Linked DNA regions of Homo sapiens: region 2 is linked to region 1. The links are chromatin loops, found by intact Hi-C in ENCODE. Cell type or tissue: PC-3. All regions are shown on one strand.

Region 1 (8,000 bases):
AAGTCTTACAAATAATTCTTCAAACATTCATTGAGTGAGTATTAGGTTGGTGCGAACTAATTGCGGGTTTTGCCATAATGGAGATTGATACAAAGATACTTTGGAAAGTATCTTTGTGTCAGTCTCCATTATCTTTGCCATAATGGCAAAAACGGCAGTTTTGTTAGCACCAACCTAATAAATGAATAAATAAAATTTATTGGTGAAGAAAGGTGAACTGCAAAAGAAGGCAAACAACTGGGTCTATATATTGAATATTAGTGCTAATTTTAGAAAAAAACAATTACTGTCTTTCAATTTTTTACTTGTTTTCTGGGCAGATTTAGGGGAAGTTATGAACAAATACTCATCTCATATATGTGAAATAAAATTATAATTTCTAAATGCCCTCCAAATTCAAAACTGGCCTATTGACTTAGCAGTTTATTTGGATATTCATTCACAAACCAAAAATTGATGAAAATTTTCAAAACAAATAAAAGATTACAGTCACACTTCAAACTTATCAACCCCTCTGCCAAAGTTAATATAAAATAAGGACTTTCTTGTGGCATTTACATGCCCCACCCTCCACAGCAAATAAATAGTGCATTGTAATTCAGGAATTATTAGATTCTTTCTATTTCAAACCATTCCCACACTCTGCCTCAAGATTGACCAAGGGAAATAGCTATATTTCTAGAGAAGTGCTGTCCAATAGAATTTTCTGTGGAGATGGAAATATTTGATACGTACCTTATCTAATATGGTAACCAATAGCTACCTGTGGCTATTCAGTACTTGAAGTGGGCTAGTGAAATGGAGAAACTAAATTTTTAATTTTATTTAATTTAAATTAATTTAAATAACCATATGTGGCTAGTAGCTACCAAATTGAACAGAATAGCTTCAGTTGGTGAATTTTCAGATAACTTTGCCTCTTAGGGTAGTGTTTTCCAAGACATATCAGCTGTATTTAGATTTTTTTCCTCCCCAGTTAAATGTATTTTCTTCCAAGTTACTGTCATTATATAAAAGAGCAGTTTCAGCTATAACACTGGCATTATAAGTCATGGTATCTAAACAATTTTTTTCATTAGTGATCTTCACTTATTTTTCATGCATTTTACAATGCTGTTTTGTAATGTTTCTTTTGATACTTTAAAATAAAATGCTTCCTTGATTATCCTGATCAAGTTATCAGCTGCTATCAGCTGAATCAAGTTACCACTATAAGCTGATAATTAGTAAAGTGGGAATTTTCAAGGGAGAGAAGGAAAAAGGAAAGAAAAGTAATTACTTTTCAAAGTTAAAATGCCACATACGCAACAGAGATTGCCTTGAATTTTAAAACCACTATCTTAAAAACCAAAACCAAAACAACAATTGGGACATCTCAGATATCAAGTCCTGGGATATAAATAATATTTGCCATTGATTCCAGTTTGATTTATGCTACATTGTAAATAAGCACTTAGCATATAAAATACCAAACATAAAATAGAAATGAGAATTTTTTAGCTTTTTTTTTGAGCGTTCTAAGGAGAGTTGCAAATACTTTTCAAAGAATTCATACTGCAGATCTTTTTTTAAAACCCTAGAAATCTCAGACTTGGAGATGTTGCAAGGGGAGCATCCCTTGGTAGTTGTGGGCATTTTCAAAGACTTGTTGCTCTTCCTTGTGGAATTGTTCAGCTGGTCTGCTGATGGTCAGCTTGACTTTAGATGATAGTAAGCAATGAATGACCAGAGAGGCTGATAATCAGTTGCCTAAAGACTTCACTGTCACAAACAAAACAAAACAAAACAAAACAAAAAAAAAAACAAAAAAAAACCACTTCCTAGTTCCATCTGTGTTTCTTTATGACACTTATTCTTCAAAACAAAATCCATCCTATTGTTCAAAGTCAAGCTCAAATGTCACCACCTAATCTGGAGCCTTCTCTAGTCATGTGAATTACAGCCCTCTTTTTCTCCTGACCCCTATACTACGATCCTCCTCACACACTGTCCTCACCCACAAGTGATCTTTGTAGTCCAGGAGGTCATTTAAGCAGGACTTACATATCAAAGCACCTTTGTATAAATCTCGAGAACTTAACACTATCCAAGCCCACTCTCATCTTTAAAATGGGAATGATAGCTCACCAGCTTCACATATTATAATGAATACTATTGCAGCATAACAAGTTTCCCAAAACTTAGCAGTTTAAAACAACCATTTTATTCTGCTCCTGATTTGTGGGCCAGGAATTTAGGCAGGATTTTTCTTTTTGTTGTTGTTGTTGTTTATAATTTTTTAATTTTATTTTAAATTCCAGGATACATGTGCAGCTTTGTTACATAGATATACATGTGCCATGGTGGCTTGCTGCACCTATCAACCTGTCATCTAAGTTTTAAGCCCCATATTCATTAGGTATTTGTCCTAATGCTCTCCCTCCTCTTGCCCTCCATCTCCTGGGTTGTTCCCCTCCCTGTGTCCTGGTGTGTGTTGTTTCCTTCCCTTTGTCTATGTGTTCTCATTGTTCAACTGAAAAGACTTGGAAGCAACCAAAATGCCCAACAATGATAGACTGGATAAAGAAAATGTGGCACATATACATCATGGAATACTATGCAGCCATAAAAAAGAATAAGATCATGTCCTTTGCAGGGACGTGGATAAAGCTGGAAGCCATCATTCTCAGCAAACTAACACAGGAACAGAAAACCAAACACCACATGCTCTGACTCATAAGCAGGCAGGGTTTTTCTAGGTAGTTCTCACTGAGGGTCACTCATGCGGATGTTGTCAGATGTTGGTTGGAGCTGCAATTATCTGAAAGCTCAATTGTCTTGTTGTCCAAAATGGGTCACTCACATGGCTGCAGTTCATCAGAGCACTGACAGGCAGCCTCTCCAGTATGGCAGTGTCAGGGTGATCAGATTTCCCACATGGAAGTTTAAGGGCTCCCAGTGCAAGAGTTCTAGCAAACAAGGTGGAAGCTGCATTCCCTTTTATGACCTGGCCTTGGATGTTCACCATGTCACTTTTAATGTACTGTATTACTAGAAGTGGTCATAAGCCCATCCAGATTCAATGGGAGGGGAATTTTTGACTCCACCTCTTTTTTTTTTTTTTTTTGAGACAGTCTCACTCTGTCACCAGGCTGGAGTGCAGTGGTGCGATCTCAGCTCACTGCAACATCCGCCTCCCGGGTTCAAGCGATTCTCCTGCCTCAGCCTCCTGAGTAGCTGGGACTATAGGCACGTGCCACCACACCCAGCTAGCTTTTTGTATTATTTTAGTAAAGACGGGGTTTCACCATGTTGGCCAAGATGGTCTCGATTTCCTGACCTCGTGATCTGCCCACCTCGGCCTCCCAAAGTGCTGGAATTACAGGCGTGAGCCCGGCTTTGACTCCACCTCTTATTGGGAGATGACAAGGTCATATTGTAGAAGATTAGTCGAGATGGGTGATAGTGCCATGACCATCGTTGGAAAATACAATCTGCCACTTTTCAATAATACATATGAAGACGTTCTGGACCCCATAGCATTCTAGCCACAATTGCTTGTATCTTTTCTTCTTTTTCATCCTACAGCCTCTGAACTTGGATCTGTTTCATGCTATGCCAGGCCTGATACTCACCCAATGAGTTCAACTCAAGGTCTCTAGCATCAAATGCTTAATATGCAGGGATTGGGCAGTAACCTTCAGAACTGCTTTGTGTTTTCCATCTTGCTACTTTATATCTTTCTTTCCTCTTCATATCTTTTCACTGCTTTTACCTATTCCGTTGACCTTTTATCAAGATAGTTGTGTGTGCCCTATTTCTACTCATTGGTATTCTCAGAGTGTCCTCATCTTATCTCACCACTGCTAGGAAACAATAGAAAAGACTTAAGAAATGGAAATATTTGAAACATAATTTTGAGCTTAAAAAACTCATAACAGCTCCTCATAGTATCTAGTGATAAATATGAAGCAAGGGAGTTTTCATGAGTAGAAACATTTCAGCATTCATAGCAGAAGGTTAATTTTAGTTCTTTAATGTCCACTGGTTCTTATAAAGAGTGTGGAATTATTATCTTAGGCCAGATCTCCCTAGGTGAGATAGGTAATGTTATTATTTTTATTTTTATTTTTGTTTATTTATTTATTTTTGTTAAATGGGGAGTTGAGTGGGGAGAGAAAGAGAGAGAAACTCTTAATCTTTTTGCTCAGGATGCAAGTGAATTCCAATCAAAGTATCTGAGAAACATTAGACCCTAAGGAAATACTTGTTTAAAAACTAGCTGAATATAATCAATATTTACCAGTGTTAACCATGTAAATAAGTAGACATCAGTTAGTGAATTCAAAGAAGTGCAAAACTCAGTCATGGAACAAACTGGAATACAACATTTAATTACAAAAGTAAACAACAACTCAATTCTGTTTTTTGTAAGGTCCAAAGCATGGTACAACTAAAAATTATGATCTTAGGAAAGGTGGATGGAACTAGCATTCTTAGGACACATTCTGTGTGTGAGTTGGCCAGCTCCCATATCTCATTACATCCTCATGACAGTGCTGCAGCAGAGGAACAGAGAAGGGAACTGAGAGGACAGAGTGGGCAGGAAGGGTCCAAGGTTTCGTACCTTGCCTTGCAAGTGTCAGAGCCAGAACCAACCCAGAAGTCCAACAGCAACACCAACTTTCTATCCTTGGTTGTGACTCAAAGTCTCAGGATAGAAAGATTCCCTTTCCCACTTTTCGGGATACTTTCCAGCTTAAGCTTAGATGCTATCTCATGATTGGGTATTATTAATAGGTAATTCTGTGATGTTGGTTGTACCTTTTCTAAGAGACTAACTGGTGCCCAAACTGATCAGAGTTCAATTTTTCCAGTTGCCACTGGAGGGCTCCCCACTGTAAGTTTTATTGACAATCACCAGGTATTACTTAAACACTTTCTTTTTTCGGTCTCTTTCTGAAGTTTGATTAACTCCAGGCCTTTGGGAGTTTGTGAGTAACTATGTCACTCCTACAAATGAAGGATGAATAACATTTGGTTGGAACAGATTGAGTCAACTTTGGGCAGGGGTCATATAAGGATCTTGCCACACAGTTCTTTATGTACCCCTGAGGCCAGGCCGCCCACACGTGGCTTCTCATGTCCTGAGCCCACACATAATTCAGTCAATCTACCTGCACTTCTGACCTAGAGCACTGCATTTGCATTATGCCCTGTTTGCTCACTGCCCTCTATCTTCGACTTTGATCTAGGAGCCGAGGCCTTAGCCAGAGCAAGGACCTGACTTGTTCACTGATGGAGCCTCGGGATATCCCTCAAAGTGGGTGTCTTGGCTTTTCACCCCAATGCAGAGGAAGGCCCACCAGGGTGATCAAGGAGGTTTCAGTTTGCTCTCAGCCAAAATGGGTTCTCAGCTTGCTACAACTTTTCCCTGCTGGATACTATGTTTCCCTGCCTGATACATTAACAGCTTAAAATACAGAGAGATGGGGAAATGTTGAATACAGTGGAATAAACTGTGAAGGGCAGAATTTCCTATCTCAGCAAGATGAGATTTTTTGGATGAAGTCTGAGCCTTCCAAAATGTACCAAAAAGCATGACAGAATGTGGTGTTAGATTGGTCATAAGTACTTGAGCTTTAGAATAATGAATTCAGAAGGTTTATCTTGCTAGAAAGTTGTTTGGAAACTAAAGTGGAGCTTTAAACAGGGTCTCCTCAATGAAAAATCCTGCTAAAGTTTAAACAAGAATTATTTCATTAAAAAGTAAGTCACTCCAACTCTGGAATGATCTTCAACAGGATACTTATCTTCATCAGAAGAAATCAAGAGAGGGTAATGTCCTTCAGGACAAAATCAGGTAAACGCAAGAACTAGTCACCTGCTTCCCTGTTGTGTACAATCAGGAACAAAGGAAAAAAATTGACAATAATGGGATGCTGAATATCAGGTTCAGTACTATGCTTTTAAGACCAGAGCGCTAACGGAAAGCACATCGTCAAGGTGACCAATCAAATTCAGTCTTTTCACTTGGAGGTTCTTGGTCTGCTTAACCATTTGGCACTCCTTTGAGTAGAAATCATTGTTTTCAATGTAGAGACTGAAGTACAACAGCATAGAGTAGGCAAGCAATGGACTCAGGTTTGCCAAGTGAGTGGTTGATGGTAATGCAAATAGATCCATTCACATTTTTTCCTTATGTGTACTTATCATTAAGTAACTAGGTCCCACCGATATTGTAATTTTTATTTTCACTCACTCCAGCATTGGCTTTAGATGCTTGAGGTCTTTTGGCAGGAAATCTGTATGGGTCTTGCTAGATTAGCTGGTAGGCTTTTCAAGGAATCATGTCCCCCCAGCCCCAAGTGGTTTAATGTTATGAATTTCAAAAGTCAGGAACAAGACCACAAGCCAAATCCTGGGAGTAGAGCAGACACTCCTACTGGCTCAGGTTTGACTAGTTCAGTCAGAAGTCAATTAAATACCCACCAACCTATAGGCCTGACAGCAATTTTCCACCCCAGTGGGAGAGAAGTAGGCAGCAATGTCTGTCTCTGTGGTTTGGTTCTAATGACATTAAATTGCCAACACCAGTCTCTGCTGCTTTTATCTCAGAAAACCCCACCCTCGGAAGTTCATGTTCTGGAGTTCCACCCATGGCCTGGATTCTGGGACTCTGCTTGGGTGGTATGTAGAGTAAGTCTTTTTGGCTAGATTTCAACTACTGCATGAGCCATCATCATGGCTAAATAACTGTAGGTGGGAAGGCCTTTAAGACGTGGGCTACTAAGAGTCGAGGCAACCGCGTCTGCACCACTCTATTAATTATTTAATTGACTAACCAAGGAAATGGATATGTAATACTCGGAGAGCTTAGCCTTATCCTCTGTTCAATTTAAGCTAATTGTCAGTATTTCTGGAAAATGCCTATGTGGGTTTTTCTCAGTAAGTGCAGTCAGCAAGTCTGAACCGAACCCTCCTATGTCGTCTGACACAACTAGGTTTGGACTCATGCTTTGTGACATTGCATCACCAGGAGGACTTCGGTGGTGCTCTGGGCCAAGTGAAATCGGCTAAATGGCAAACACATGCCTTTATGAAATGAAATAGAAACTTCTCAGATGAAAATGAGCCTGAAAGAATTGGGTACTCTATCTTGAAATTTGAAATAGATTAAGCACAGAAAACTTAAACTTCTCAATCATCAGAGGCACAGAATAAGGAAAATTGTTTAAATGGAGATATAAGTGACAGTGACAAGAGGAACTATCTCTATGCATGGCTTATACACATTTAGACAAGCCAGAGAACAATTTCTGTTCATTCTTGGCACTGCTTTATCATAACATGGTTAGATAGTTTTCTGGATATGGAAGCTTGAATAGCATAGAACACCAGAATAACCTTGAAGAGTCTCTGGGCACACAGCTTATAACATCCAGGACCTGAGCTAGAAAAGCAATAATCATTTAAAGAGTTCACCCTTTTAGAATCATACAGAAAATAACTGTTAACTCTGAGCTCAAGATCTAAAATTTGGAACAGAGATATTGCCAATTAGATTGAAATAAGGGACCAGGTAGAATAAAGAAGTTTGTAAATTATAAAGTATCCTTTGTATTTCCATTAAAGAGCATTCTTGCTTCACAAATTTCTGGATTTTCTTGTCATCAGAGAGCCTTTTCTTCCGAGGCAGGTCTGCATGATAGGTGGTCTAAACTAGCCGACTCTATGCCAAGCAAGGTAAGAGAAGTTGAGAGGAAACAATATGGCATTTCTTTTTTCCGACTTTCAAATCAGAAGAGCATACCCAAGGTTAACAGAAAGCAGCTTGGGCCAAAGCTGTTTTCTTGTGAATTTTTTCATTTCACAGACCTTGTACACAGTACTCCCATGGACTGCTGGAGCCTTCCCCCAGGGAGGCTGAAAGGGAGACCGTTGATTTTTCAGAAAGATTGTGAAAATGCAGCCAAGCAAACAGGAAGGTGCCTCGAGTCTTAGAAGGGGGCCTTTCCTCT
Region 2 (8,000 bases), 62 kb after region 1:
ATACTGTTCTTGTGAAAATTAAATGACATAATCTATGTTAAACAATTACAACAATGCTTAGCACATCCTAAGCACTCCACGAATGTTCATTTTTATCATTACTAGCATTTTAGTTCTCCAACGAGTAATGCTGATGAAGGCGGAGACAAAATGATTGCTTTCGCTTGTGAGTATAATCTAACTATAATTCCAGTGAAACACCAACTTTAATGTACACACAAACACACACACACACAAATGCAAGCCAGGAAGAAGTGACAGTCATACAAACGCAGCTGTAAGATCTTAGTAAACATCTTGCCCATAGAAACAGAATGGTAAGGACCAGTTACAGAGGCATAGTTAGCCAAGGACAGTGTTGGGACTTGTCCATGAACCAGAATTATAAGAATTTGGAAGATAATGTTATGAATATTTTTTAAACATATAACAATTTCTGAATTACAATTCCAGTGAGTCATGCTGCACTTATTGCACAGGGGAGTGTAGGGTGTGACACCCATTCACATTCTTGCACATACTCGCTTGCTCACTCACAGGGGATGGGGTGTTTATGGACATAACCTCACTCAAGTCTGTGCTCCTTTTTACAGATTTTTAAACATTATGCAAATGGTCTTCAACTTACCTCAAACTGTGTATTTCACACACTTTCTCTAACCTTCATGTGGCTTCAAGCCCTTCGTCATTATCCCATATTGAACTTGTAGTCAATTAAAGACACTCAATATTTTTCATATGAGCTAGTTGGTCATATCTTCTTCATCTTCAGCTTATAGCTTGAGGGCTTTAGGAAAGGACTTTAAATTTCCCCTTACTATATTTTAGCTTAATGGATTTGATCTATCAGTCTCCAATGTCTGTTGAGACCACACTTTGTCATTGTATTAGTCCATTCTCATGCTGCTAATAAAGTCATACCTGAGAATGGGTAATTTATAAAGGAAAGAGGTTTAATGGACTCAGTTCCATATGGCTGGGGAAGCCTCACAATCATGGCGGAACATGAAGGAAGCGCAAAGAGATGCTTTACATGGCGGCAGGCAGGAGATAGCTTGTGTAGAGGAACTCCCATTTATAAAACCATCAGATCTTGTGAGAATTATTCACTACCATGAGAACAGTATGGGGGAAACTGACCCCATGATTCAATTATCTCCACCTGGCCCTGCCCTTGACAAGTGGGGTTTATTACAGTTCAAGGTGAGGTTTGGGCGGGGACACAGCCAAACCATATCAGTCATCCAACAAAATTTTTATCTGCCTTGGTTTTGGGTCCTCAGTATATCTGGTAATCATGCATTCTACCACTTCATTAAAGCCACTGATGAAAACACTGAAAAGAAAAAGATTGAGGACAGAGCTCTGATGCAAGTCATGACATTAATTAAACAATTAGCATGCTTCAGGTATATACTGTATATCAATAGATAGCAAACTATATTATTCAGCCATGCCAACAGAGTATATAATTAAGGGACCACATATAGTCAGGGAATTCAGAGCATATCCTTTGAACTAAAATGTGAAGATCTGGCTGTAATAGTTCACATTCACTGTAATTGTTCAAATCCAACAGAGCTATAACTTCCTCTGATCATAATATTGTATTTTTAGAGAGCAGACAGGAGTTCTCATAATTGCTTTCTTATACATGTTTCTCATAGCTCTAGTCCTGGCAGATTTGGGGTTATCATGACAGTACTATTTCATGGTCAAATATATTCTGGAAATGCTACCTACTGAGGAATTCAGTTTTGCATTGCATGTTAGCATCACAAAGATTTAGAAAAGTCCTTCAGTGAAGAAGGACTTGTTTGACTATGAAACGCTTGTTCATGAGATACCACTTAACATTCCAGGGAATTGCAGTTGTACAGCATGGAGAGTTAGGGTCTTGTGAAACAAGGTCTAAGACCCAGGGGAGAAGCCCTCAACATTATCGGGCTTAGAACACCATTGTGTATAGGAGCCTAAATCATAGGGGAGAAGAAAGAGAGGCTCAGGCTTCTGTGATGAGCCCTTCTATTGGTTCTCTTCCTCTGAGCTTTGAGTCTCCAGCAGTCCAGTGACCCTCCTCACTGGCTCTCCTGGTCCCTGCAGAAGAGTGTGGAGGACAAGGGGTTCTGGAAAGACAGTAGAGGAATTGTAGTTAGTCCTGGCCCAAACGGAAATTTTCCTGAGTTGAGGCCTCTGGATAGTTCTTCATGACAGAGGACAACAATTAGCTGTGACACACAATGTTTCTAAAAGGTGTGACTCATATAACTTGCTTCTTATTCCCATGGCTGACTGTGGATTATTCGGAAAGGTGAAGCCAAGGTCACATCATCTATGTTATAGAATGGAATGAAAGAAAGATATCACTCTTACTTTCTGTACTTTCCCTCACTCACTGAAAGTCTTTTTTTCTTTCAGAGTGTTAGAGACAAGGAGAAAGAGAAAAATTGTCTGTATTTTGTTTGTTGGTTTTGCGGCAGAAGGAGCCACTGGGAAGAAACCCAGTGGGTAGAGAGAAACGAGGCTGGCCTCTGCTGTACATAAGCCCAGGCTGATAACTGCACCTTCATTCCCCTCTCCCTGCGTATTCTGGGACTGTGAGATGATGAGAATGTCAAGGCATGATTTCAGTTTTCTGATTACCCAGGGGTTATGTCAGTCAGCCAAACTACAGGCTCTGCCCTGGCCTTCTTGCCCGATAGCTGACCCCGACTTAGCAAGACCACCCTCCTTCCAGCATAAAATCAAATCCTCCGATTTGCTCATCCGTGACTTCTCCCACACACGAAAGAGGCCAAATGTGTTTAATTACCAGAGATTATGTTGTAGTCCAGTGGGCTACCACCCTACAGAGACTCCCGCTGAGATCACAATGTTAATTTCCCTGTCAGAAGTCTGTCCTGATTTTAAGCCATGTTGTCTCGGAATTGAGGAGTTCAAGGTTTTCCCCTTAGCTCAGATATTCGATCTTAGGTCGCTGACGAGACACTTCTGGCAAAAGCAGGAATCATGATTCCAGACTCCCAAACAATAACTTTCATTAAAAGCTCTTCCAATCTCTAAACACATGCGTCCCCCCACCCACTTCTTTGCCTTTCTGTGTTTCCTTCTGTTTTTCTTGGCAGATGTTGGTGTTGGGTAAATATTCCTTTAATGGAGGTGCTTGTCTGTCAGGTCCCATCAAGAGCAAAGGAAATGGCAAGTTAATGAATTCAGGATTGTGTCTGGCAGAAGGTGTGTTCCAGTCCCATGTGGCACCTCTGGCAACAGGTTAAAACAAAACAAAACAAAACATAACAATGGAGTAAAAATGCAGCACTCAGAAACCTGATTTGAAAATGGAATTAAATAATTGTCCAAAATGTAAATGTCCCTAAAGCCATGAGCAAGTGATGAAAGCAGAAGGGAGAGGACCAGAAAGGAGCAATTTCAAAGCAGTCATAGGACAATTAAAAAAAAAAATTTAAAGCAGCAATAAGAGTTTTCCAGAATGAAATTAGTTCAAAACAGTAAAAACATGTTTTTAAGATCTTGCCGTCCATGTGTTGTCTGATGAAGGCGGTAGCAATGAACTGCCTGTAGCAGGGGTATCTTCCCTATACTGCCAGAGCAGCTCCACGCAGGTCCAGGCAAGTCTCCCCTCTGGAGTGTCTCATTCTCTCTAATGCAAAGGCCTGATCATTAAAGAAAATGCAGGATTGTTGGTTGTGTTATTTCAAGTAAGTTTGAACAATTAGTATTTTTCAAATTAAATTATGACCAGTATCCGTGGTCACAATATCCACTTATTTAATGCGGAGGGAAGGCAGGGATATATTATTATATTCTGTTTGTGCAGAAGCAGAATTCAGTATGCACTATAGCAGAGGATAGCATTATGGAGAAGAAAATAAGATTTACTTGGATATTCTTTACTTTATAAACAAAGGAAAAGAGGGAAACTTTGAAATGATATAAAAACTGGAGAAGGAACTAACTCCTTGAACAACGAAAAGGCTATTGATAATGGAACACACATATCAAACATTTGTATAAAAAAATACCCTCAAGGAAGAACAAGTAGAAAGTTATAAAATTGAAAACTGTTGGAGAGTAGAGCTAAGTCAGGGATCTGTTTAGCAGAAAACCTTTCTTTGGAAAAACAGAAAACATTTGAGCACCTTAGTAGAATGGCATGTTGGTCTCCTTGTAAAAAGCAAAAGCATCACTTTCTATCTTAACTCTTCAGGCTGACGGATTAATCATACCTAAAGATGCTGCTGATCAAATATGAGAACCATTTTATTCTTTGTATTTCTACAGAGTGGTAGAAGGTTTTATTGCCTAAGTCATTATCAACAGGTTTTTCTTTGCAAAAGCAATACAATAACAGCAAAAACTACAGATGGGCACAGATCCTCAGTGGTGCAATTAACCTGGATGAGTCCATGTGTTTATCAGGCACTCTCTCGTCTCTGACTTCTCAGCTTACATTCGCAGACACGCTCTCATCCCTGACTTCTCAGCTTACATTTGCACCTCATTCTTCACCACATTCCTCAGTACAGAGTCACTTTAATAAATACTTGCTTAATGAACAATGACTGGGTGAAAAACAGATATTAAATAAAAGTATAATAATATGTAAAGTATCATATTGCTCCAAAATCTTCATCTTCTTTGAAGACTTGAAGGTAAGAAACTGAAGGTAAAATCTCCAAAGAAAGACAATTTGACAATTTGGTTTATTCTCCAAGACATTTCAGAATACTGTCTTTTGAAATGTTGGAGGGAGTCACGTAGAGGATACAGGAGAATCCCTAGGTGCCAATAATAAACTGATGTCAAGACTCACCAATCCAGAGACCAAGACTTTTCCAAGGCCACAGCAAATAGGGTTGACACTGAACATGTATTATGAAAGGATGCCAGAGTCTTGGCATAAGCTCCTCTATCTCGAAGACAAGAAGGATGGGCCTGCCCAAGAATTTTTTCGGAAAGGTTGCCAGGGAACAGCATGGGTGAGGAGAACCCTGACCCTGGAAACAGAAGGGGACTCACTGGGAAACATTATTCCAGGGACAATAAACAACTAGTGAGATTAAAAGGAGAATTTTGAGAACAGAAGAATATCTGTTACTCTTTTTTTCCAAAATCTCACAACCTCTGACCCAAGGACTTAGGGAGAGGGCCTATAACAGGTAGGACTGTATGTAAAAATTGCTGCAAAACATTGGAGTGTAAGGGGATGCTCCTTATGTGCTATTGTAACAAAATAAGTATAAAGGATTTTTTATCCTCCCTTCACTAAAAGGATTATTGGATCATACTGGAAGAAATAATGGTAGAATGGATGGTTATAATGAGAAGTGACAGAAGGCTTCAAGCCACAACTGGCTCTATGAAGACCACATTATTCCACTCTTCAGAATCCTCTGGCCGATTTCCACTGTTCTCCAAATAAGGCTGAAATTCTGCCAAGGGAACAAAAGCCTACACAAAGTGCTCTCCTTCCTCACCAACTCCATCTCCTCCTGCTCTGTCTCCCCCTTTCTGCTCCAGCTACTGTGACCTTCTTGCTGTTTCTCTAGCAAACCAAACCTACCACAGCCTCTGGGCCTCTGCACTGGCTTTCCCTGCTGTCTGGCAGGCTCTGCCCTAGATATGCACCTGGCTTCCTTCCTCATTTCATCCAAGTTTCTGCTTAAATGTTACGTCCTTATAGAGGCCTTTCCTGATTCACCTTATCCAAAATAATTTCCCACTTTTACTCTCCCACACCAGATAGTCTCTATTGCTTTAGTTTTATTCAAAATATTTATTATTACCTAAATCATAACGGTGTGTTTATTTACTTATTGCTTACTTCCTACGAGAACGTAATATCCATGAAACAGGTTTCATGCTTTTCTTTTCTATGCTGAATATTTAGACCCCTAGAACAATGGCTTGCTCATAGTAGTGTCTCAATAAATATTTGTTGAACAAATTGATGAATATCCCAAAATAAGACCTATAAAGACAATGTCCAGATTGGGCTCTACATCACAGAGCCAATATTAGCAGCCAAAGAGTATCTTGACAAAACAACAGTGAGAAGGGAGGGGCGGGGGCATCTAGGGAGCAAGGTCTGGGTATACAAACAACCCAGGCCAGAAACAGAAGAAGGCTCTCCCAGGGGAGAAGAAATGCAGGTTGTGAAAGCAGAAATCTAAGACATTCATTTCAAGAGTGGAAAAAGAGAAGACTATTGACTGGTGATTGTGAGAATAATATTAGGATGACAAGCAACCCAGCTTAGGGCATTCTGGGACCCATGAGGAAGAATTAGAGTTGGGTTAGGTTTCCCTATTTTTTTTTTAAAGAAATGGGGTCTTGCTCTGTCATCCAGGCTGGAGTGAGGGGTACCATCGTAGCTCACTGCAGCCTAGAACTCCTGGGCTCAAATGATCCTTCCACCTCAGCCACCTGAGTAGCTAGGACTTCAGGCATGTGCCACCACACCTGGATAACTTATAATTTTTTTTTTTTTGGTAGAAACATGGTCTTACCATGTTTCCCAGGCCTGCCTTAAACTCCTGGGGCTCAAGTGAACCTCCTGCCTCAGCCTCCCAAGGTGCTGGGATTACAGGTATATGCCACCGTTGCTGCTCCTGGCCTAGGCTTCCCCTCTTCTGACGGTGGGGGCTGAATCAGAATTATGTTGATTGGTTAATAATAGCCCCACTCTGTGCTGAAACCAGTGTGGTCAGGAAGACATGGTCCCTCACAGAAAAATCTCAGGTCCCAACTGTGACACCTTTTTTATTACAATATAGTTCAACAGCGTGATTTGAAGGTTCTTTGAACTACTGTGATTTTATGTCAAGCCGAATGCTGGAAGTTAGTCTATTAAAGCTCTTTACATCGTATTCTAAACATCAAAACATGGTAACCACATTCTAAAAATTTGTTTTTGAGAAATGAGAACCCCTACTGAGCCACATAAGAACATCTACTAGTCTTACTAGCTTGTGGAATCACCTTTGCATACATACTTTAAGACAGCAGAGTAGGGATGGGTCTTCTTGATGTTATTTATCAAACAGCCATCAACAGTGAAGACTCAGGGCACAGCTAAAAATATAAATAAGTTACTTGACACCCCAAATTTGAGACACAAGCAACTAGATATAAATCTCTTTTCTCTATGAAATAAAGTACTGATAAAACCAACAAAAAGGGGACCTGAGAATGAATATTTTCAACCCCATATATTTTCAAATACAATGAATGCATATTTACTCAGAAGAAATTACCTACAGACAAAAGAGCATCTAATTAGCAAATTTTAGTTTTAAAAACATGTTTTAACTTTGGGATGTTTATAGGCAAGTTTGTTTATCTAAAATAAAACACACCGCATTGAATGTCCTAAAGTTACTACAATGTTAATTCATTTAGTACTCGGCCTGACTAACGCGTATCAGTTGAATAAGTCTTGGCAGTATGCAAGTGGAAGAGATTGAAATAGATACTATCATGATTTATAAACAAAAAGGAGACTGACTAATGTTACATGAATCTATTCACACTTGAGAGTGCCAAGGTTTTTAAGTTACAGTGCCAATCTCCATGATAGTGAAATAATAGACACAAACTGCCCTGGGTTTCATTCACCCATATAAATGAGGTGGGATCTCTGCAGGTGCAGGTGTGCGCGGCAGGAGTACACATATGCCCACAATATCAGATTCTCACTCCGCCCATGCAGGTGAGGTGTGGAACGACAGAAATATTTTGGATGCTCTCCTCAAAACTGATGGAACACAGACCCAGGAAAAGGCCTCCATCACCACAATGTAACCATTCCATGTAGAGGCATGTAATTGGGATGGGCTCTGGAAGTGGATTTGAAGTAAATGTTAGTGATTCATCCAGGACTGTAATTTCTAATTTAGGAGAAACACAGGTGCCTGAGTTTATAACAGATCTCTCTTCTGAAACCTCCAGCTATGCACTGCTGATTTGTTACAATGGTA

What was found. Hi-C counts contacts between places; a loop is a spot of excess contacts. Peaks named below come from ENCODE experiments on the same cell type or tissue, not always from the same donor. Only the 100,000 strongest peaks of a DNase experiment are listed, where the experiment ranks them.
Region 2: a loop joins it to region 1, with 2.6 times the contacts of the local background. A loop is called at or near these places in 3 of 110 quality-filtered maps.

Annotation. Positions count from the first base shown.
Region 1 is chr12:28,995,893-29,003,892 of GRCh38, reverse strand. No RefSeq gene overlaps it. Among named protein-coding and RNA genes, the nearest start is that of FAR2, 150 kb to the left of the region's middle. In PC-3, CTCF peaks have their summits at 3,801, 4,668 and 4,867 (motif pointing right); a DNase peak (open chromatin) is centred at 4,892.
Region 2 is chr12:28,933,886-28,941,885 of GRCh38, reverse strand. No RefSeq gene overlaps it. Among named protein-coding and RNA genes, the nearest start is that of FAR2, 210 kb to the left of the region's middle. RefSeq lists an enhancer at 1,905-3,104. In PC-3, no CTCF peak of the experiment used is centred here; DNase peaks (open chromatin) are centred at 515 and 4,485.